Regions from separate parts of the Mus musculus genome. Here region 2 is linked to region 1. Evidence: chromatin contacts called from ENCODE Hi-C data. All regions are on one chromosome and are shown on one strand. The core of a region is the stretch at or near the end of the contact, and the rest is flanking DNA. Distances in the headings are between cores, read along the strand shown.

Region 1 (3,744 bases), core at 836-3,335:
TTTTCTACAGGAAAAGAAAATAGAAATTTGGCTTGGTGCCAATGAAGCGTAAGTATCTGGAACTCACTCGTGTGTTTTATGTAACCCACAGAATAAGGAAATTCACCCGGGAGACAGGCGCAAGGAAGAAGGCCTAATTTAGATTTCCATCATACTTTCCATGCAGGAATTCGCTACTATTCTTCATGTAAAAGCTCTAGGATACAGTCAATGGTACACTTGGTGCCTTCAATTGATGAACTAACATAAAATATTTGGATTTTCATGTAAATATATGAGTCAGTCTTTTTCAGATACAGATGTGAAGGCTCTTATAACTATTAGTTACATAGATGAAGCATACCTTACTTACTCATATGAGAAATTCTCAGTCACAGTGAGAAAAATCTGAGCGTCACCATGGCACAGTGGGTAGTGACACCGTACGTGACGTCATCTGATGGGTCAATGTCAAAATGCAAATCTGCAGCATCATTTCTAAATCTAAAACCCTTCATCTGCGATACGTAAATGGTGTTTTATGAGCCAATCAATTAAGAATATTGTATAAGATTACTTTCCAAATAAGTGTACAAGGCACACAAAAACTGGATTTTGTGTTAGACATCCCATCCTCAGGCCAGGGGATTGTATGCACATTATGTACAATATAAACCCTCCAAATCCAAACCAAACACAACATCCAAAATCCATTAACACTCCCGATTCCAAGCATTTTTGATAAGGCATATTCAACCTGTATCACATAAAAAATTGATACTGATAAACCTGAATTTTAAATGAATAAATGACTAGTTGTTTTTTGGGGGGGAAGCATACTTTTATGAAGCTATCGAAGGAAAAGGAAGAGGAGAGAAGTTGAAAACAGAAAGGAAAGGTGGAAAACAAACTCACTCTAGTAGAGGAGAAAACCAAAAGAATTTCTACAAAGAGACATGCACTAAATAGCACGTGGGAGCTCATATCTCAACTTGACAGAGCTAGAAACCCAAGAGACAAACATTTGAGCACATCTGTGAGAGTTTCTAGATTAGGCTAAATGAGATTGGAGACCCACTCTAAATGTAGGAGCCACCACACCTTAGCCTGGGGTCCTAGAATGAACCAAATACAGAAAGTGAGCAGGGTACCCACATTCATACCTCTCTCTCTCTCTCTCTCTCTCTCTCTCTCTCTCTCTCTCTCTCTCTCTCTCTCTCTCTTTCCCTCCCTCCCTCCTTCTCTCTCCCTCTCTCTCTCTCTCTCCTTGTCTCTGGCTGCCAAGGTAACCCCTTTCTTACCTTGCTTCATCAGCAACCTTGTCTCAACCATGAGGAAAGTCATTAATATTCTAAACAACAGAACTTGAACAGCTAATGGTATGCAGAATCAAAGTGTATCCTCGCCCTATGCAACGTGTCACCGAACGCATTTGTCCACTCACAAGTACTTGGTGGCTTCCCTGCATCTCTAGTCATCCCATTTGCCTCTCTCCTGCCTGCATACAGTGACCTCAACCTCCCCAGAACTCCTATGAGCACTTCTCCAAGTGAGAATGCACCAAGGAGAGGGAGGCAAGACGAATGGTTTCCTAGAGCCTCAGCCTAAGGAGAAAGAGGGAACTTGGCTGGTAGTTAGTGTTTCTTTAACAGAACAAGTCAGGGATGCAAATCCATGGTAATATGCTTGCCTGAGATGATAAAGGTCATGGGATCCTAATACCCACCAAAGAATGGAACAGTCTGTTGTTAGCTTTCATCATCAAAAGATGATGTAACATGTCTAAAACATTCCACCATTCCTTCACCAGTGAGTTGACTTTGGGTTATTTGCTTAAAGAAACAGTTGGCCAATACTGAAACACGATTTGGATTTCTACTACATTTACTAGAGTTTGATTCCCATGGACAGTTACCAGATCCCACGGGGAACATCTAATGCCTCAAAGTACTACCCTGTCTTCTTGAAACTCACCACACTGCTTACAGTGTAATTTTACATGGAGACGCACATGCGAGTCTTAAGCAGGGTTACCTTGAAGAATCATTTGGCTCCAACCACTCTGCAGAGCTGGCATTTCCAACCCGTCAGCTCAGCATGACCTGGATGTACACCATCTGGCCGTGCGTTTCTAGCAGGCTGGTTGCTTGTGTTGTTTTCCACCACATGGAAACTCAGTGGCCCATTGCATCCTGTCGCTCCCAAGAATTGATCAGAAAACAAAACCATCTCAGGGTATTCTGGAGCCACTGAGTGTTTGATCCTCTAGAACGTGCATTCTCCACAGTCCTTCTGCACTGCTTCTCCACCTCCCCTTCCTATCCGGAAGTCATGTCTTACTTAATGATCCACTTATGAATGAGGGCTCATTTTCACGAGAATAAATATTCCATGCATATTTTCACACACTATCAATTTGAAATAAAGATTGAGTGGCATTTTCTTTTTCTGTGGAATGTATTAAATGCTTGCCATATTCTGTACATTGGGGGAAAGTCCCTAGACTCCTAGCATCTATTCCTAAACAGATACGGTCTTTCTGTCCAGAACATATTTTATTTGACTCCAGTATACCTGCAGTTTATTAAATGGAATGAAATTGCTTTAAATTATAGTTCATTCATCAAATTATGTTATTAACTGGTTAGTATTTTAAATATTCCTACTGAACTGAACTCAAGTAAGAGACAAAACTGCACCAAAATAGAGAAAAAAATAAAAGCAACATGTGAAGTAAGAAATGCAAACATTACTTACAGAATTTTAAGAGAGCAGAGTGTAGCTGCCTTGATTTGATCTATTAGGGTTTCCTGGCTCCTGTCTACACTAGTAGCGGTGCTGTCCTTCTAAAAGACGGGGCAAGGAGTGCCATGTGGGTCTTGGAGACCCTGTTATTTTCAAGTTAGCTTTTACCGTAGTACACAGAAGCAACACGATGGAGGGAGCTCAAGGGTGGGGTGGCAACGGGAAGTGAAGTGGCACGGGGCATGGAACGAGGAACTGGGGAGAGAACAGATGGGAAGGAGGCAGCCAGAGTTATCGTGTTATACATAAAGGCCTGGAGGAGCTTCTGTGAGACAAGAGCATTAATTAAGGCGGAAATGATGAAGAAATAAAAAACCAAACCTACCTGGGATTTTCTAGTTAGAGACTATAAGGGCATAACCTGGCATTGGATGAATCTATGTATATTGCAAAGAATATATACAATGCAAAGAAGAGAAGACAGTAGACTGTATGTTGTTTATTTATTCCTATAGTCTGACTACATGTGCCATATACATACATATATGATATACACATATGTGACACATACATATATGTGACATATACATATATAGGACAGATGTTTGTGTGACATACACATATATAAAATGAATTATATATCTGGAAGACACAGAGATTTCTCCCCTGCAGAAAAGTCAATAAAACCTTCAGGAAAGTGGTATGAACTCTGGCCCCTCCTGTATTTTTTCCTCCCATCATATGAAGCCTCGCAGTGCAGGAATGGCTGTTTTGTTTTTAGTTCCCAAAAGCTGCAGTGATCTTCTTACTGGAAACCAGCCCCTACAGTGTCTGTGTGGGAGGGGGGAGCTTCCTGAAGGAGTTGGGCAACACATGGGAAGGAGAGACACACCATCACCCAGAGGGACTGTAACACAAGCTCTTTGAGGAAGTCCCCCCTTCCACAGCTCTCTGACTCCTTAGTAATGCATGTCTTCTCCTGTCATGGGATCAAGAGCGAAGGCCAAAAGTAACTCAGCA
Region 2 (3,744 bases), core at 934-3,433, 250 kb after region 1:
TTCATTCTGGATAGGGATTGATTGGTTGAGTTTTGTTCTCAATTCCAATAAAGGCAAAATAAATACTCACAAATGCATTTTCCTGAGAGTGCTCAACAACATCTTGCCCTTCTTTTCTGCTTCTGTCTCTCTTCTCCCTCCTTGACAGTGGAACTCCCAGGGAAGCAGGCAGATAAGGAAAGCTCAGAGACTCTTGCTCTCTCTTGCTCCTCTCTTGCTCTCCTGCCCTTGCTCTGTCCTCTGTCCTCTCGCCTCTTCCACCGTCTCTCTCTGTGTTCTCATGACCGGTCTCTACTCCTCTACTTCTCTACTCTCTCTCTCCCCGTCTGCCTTTCTTTGACTCTACTACCCTCTTAACTCCCCTCCCCATGCCCTTAATAAACTCTATTCTATAAAAAAAGGAGAGCTCAGAGAAACAGGAACCAAACCCTCTCCTTCGTGTTCTTTCTGGGTCTCTCCCGAAGTCTTGGTGGCATCCGCAGTTCACTTTCATATCAGTAAATACTCTCATTGGCATAGGTACTAAAAGGATTCTTCTAGAAATCCATTGATTGGAGAGGGTAGGAATGGTTTTATTTCTCTCTTTGACTCTTGTCTGTGAGGGAGCAGAAAGACGGTCATGGCAGCAAGAGGATGGAGAAGTCCTAGGCCACACAAAGACCCATGTTGTACCATAACACATCAAGGCCTTAGGGCCTGGTAGAAGAGGAAGTCAAAGAACTTTCCTTTCTTCACCATGTGACCTTCTGCCATTTCACCTGATTTTCATGTCAATAAATGGGCACCTTTGTCTTCATCAGGAAGTCTTTGACTATGATGAAGTCCATGCCCATGCAGGTCTTGATGGCTCCTCCTGCCTGCGCTTTCTAGGCCTAGCAGAAGTGATGAGTTGTGACAGTCTTCAGGAGTGCTTGCCCCAGTGTCACCCATCATTACATGCTTGTCCTACTAGTACCAATAAAAAAAGTTATTAACCCCAGATTATTTAATTCATTTTTAATGGGCATATTCAAATCTATGCATGTCTTCCCTTATGGTTGACACATCTTTTCAAAAATACAATGAGCTTGCTTAAATGAATTCAGGAACTCTTCCCATGTTATGTCTCTCTGACTTTTAGATGAATCTTAAGTCAGAAACATCAACTGAAAAATACAGACCTAATGGCCTGGTAAAGGTGGCCACTTTAAAGGTGGTAAATGGTGCCAATTTAAAGCACCAAGTAATTCTAATGGAGCCATTACTTTTATCTCCATTTAACAGATTAGAAAAGTGAGGCACAGAGAGGTTAGGTAGTTCACCTGATGCTATGATTTGTTCATTGAGTGTGGGATATGATTCAAAGCTGATATTCTGGCCCAGATCCGCATGATCTGGCCTGGATGTCGCATGCCTCTTGTTATTACATCAGTGCTGTACACCAGGGTTTCTTTGGATTGCGGAATGAGTGTGTCTGTAAGAAGGGAGCCTTTGGATGGTCTGTGGTGTTGTCTATGTAGTCTTAGGAGGGCCTCTCCCCGTCTCTCTGAAAGATACTGTTGTCATTTGGTTCTAAGCCTGTTCCACTTTATTGCCTTTTAGTATGAGGGCAGGAAAAACAGGTTCTTACTTAAAATTGGAGTTGTTATGGAAGGTGCCAGGTTTGGACTGTCTTCGTATTTCAGGGATGTGACAAGCCTTTGCTATTGAAGCTTTCTAGTTGGCAGCGTTAGTAGGTGCACGTTGACATTTCTGTCTACATTCCTGTGTCTTAGAGGGAAAATAAGTTTGCCAGTGTTTATCTTCCTGAGTATTACTTGACATTAGTGCTGCCCGAGAAGCCAAACTTGCTTGAACCAGTCACCCAGATGGCCAGACTGGGTGGCGAACCTGCCTTAACGATGCTCGGCGGTTGACACGTGGGGCTGTGAGGTGTGCTGCTCCCTCGTCTGTGCCAGGCATGCAGAGCGTGTTCTTTGATGGGGTGAGACAGATGGTACCCTGCAATCTAAAATGATGAGGCAGGAAAGAAAAGTTGAAAAAAAAAGTAGAGAAAGGGCATTTGATTTTCTAATTCACATTTCGGAAGTGAATTCGAGCCTCTGTGATTGACTAACACATGCAGTGTTGCTCTAAGACATGAATCCATTAGCGTCTGTTTGAACAGATCTGAGTAATCGGCAGGAAGCAAGCTTTTCCTTCATGGCTACTGTCCCAAATTTCATGGGGTTGCCTCCAGATCCAGATTTGGGCCCTTGAAAGACAGCGCAGATCAATCTAGATTTTCAGAGTAACACATCCCATACCACCCATCTCAACCAACAGAGGACAAAGGGCTGACTTTCATTTTCATGCTAGAATATATATTTAGATATTTCTACACATACATGTATCAATAGGAGTGGGGGGGGGGGGTACAAGTGCCTGGCGAAGTAGCCATGATAAGGATAATTAATCAGTCTTCATACAGCTGCTTCCTGACATTTCTGCAAATCGTTGTGGAAAAATTAATGAAGGTTAAATCAGTAATGGTTTCAAGCTTGGCCAGTGGAAAGTATGACACTGTTTCCATCAGCAAGTAAGTTGGGCTGCTTTTTTTTTTTTTTTTTTTCTTTCTTTCTATAGGGGAAGTGGTTTGCTGTGCATTCTTCACAGGAACTGGAAAGGCGCAGCTGGCCTGTGTGTGCTGCAGGTATGCAGGAGCATTCTGGGAGTGCTCCACTGACTGCCTTTGATCGACGGCACTGACTTGCCTCTTGTGCCGCTTGTAGAACAGGAATATTCTTTCTACAAGTTTTATTTGAAAGATCCAGTGAGAACGCAGGCCTTCTGTTGGCCTGCCATCCAGAGAGGCCGATGCTCTGTGAATGTGAACTTTAGGAGGTAGAGTGTGGAATTTATGACAAACAGAAAGTGAAACTCACCTCGTCCAGTTTATTTTTCAAGCTGAAGGTGGTTCAGCACAAGCCCAGTTCACATCCTGCGTAACCCTATGGGATTTCCCCAGCAGTAGTTAAAAATTTTCCCATAGGGTCACACAGGATGTGAATTAAGTAAACACTTAACAGGCACGATGAAAGGAAATCAGCTTTCTAAATGGTCCTTTCACTGTTAGCATCCTGTCCTTATTAGAAACCTGGGTAAGGGCCACGCAAGTGTCTCTTTCTCAAGCCATGACATTATTAATTGAATGTATTAATCTTCTTTGTTACATAAGACATGCATTTTCTTATAGAAGAAACGGAATCTCTCATGGGCATTTTTCATGTGTGTTTGACTTGTATGTGTGGGGGCTGGTTGTATATATGAGTGTGTCCGTTTGCATTGAGGCCAGAAAGCAACCTCAAGTGTCATACATACACCTTATCTTTTTGAGGCAGGGTCTCTCGTGGACACTATGCCATGTCTCTTTAGCTGTCTTCTTCAGTGTCACCTTCAAGTGGTGGCAGTAGAGGAAAATCAAGCTCTATAGCCTGGCAAATAACCCAGGCCCAGTACATCTTTATTACCATCTATTAAATACATCTATCTATATTATTTATATCAGTATTATCTATCTATCTATCTATCTATCTATCTATCTATCTATCTATCTATCTATCTATCTATCTAATTATGAGGTACAGATGAATAGATAGATGAAAGTTATATAGATATAATTTTGATCTACCTATTATGTCCTCATCTGTGCTTTGAGATCTAATTTAAATGTCACTTCTTAATATACCTTTTTTTTTTTTTTTTGTGCAGTTCCTCCGGGTACCT

What was found. A loop is a pair of places that touch in the nucleus more often than their neighbours do.
Region 2: a map of T-helper 2 cell shows a loop between it and region 1 (3-fold over the local background). The contact joins two enhancer-like sites. A Hi-C loop is called at or near these places in 2 of 37 maps with a recorded cell type or tissue (T-helper 17 cell and T-helper 2 cell).

The regions. Positions count from the first base shown.
Region 1 is chr10:13,834,190-13,837,933 of GRCm38, forward strand. The region is part of intron 1 of Aig1 (androgen-induced 1); the gene reads right to left. Among named protein-coding and RNA genes, the nearest start is that of Aig1, 33 kb to the right of the region's middle. Within about 2 kb of position 2,086, at least 1 of the 3 ENCODE cell types and tissues checked has a DNase peak (open chromatin) inside an H3K27ac peak, as active enhancers do.
Region 2 is chr10:14,083,412-14,087,155 of GRCm38, forward strand. The region is part of intron 2 of Hivep2 (human immunodeficiency virus type I enhancer binding protein 2); the gene reads left to right. Among named protein-coding and RNA genes, the nearest start is that of Gm51759, 42 kb to the right of the region's middle. Within about 2 kb of position 2,184, at least 2 of the 3 ENCODE cell types and tissues checked have a DNase peak (open chromatin) inside an H3K27ac peak, as active enhancers do.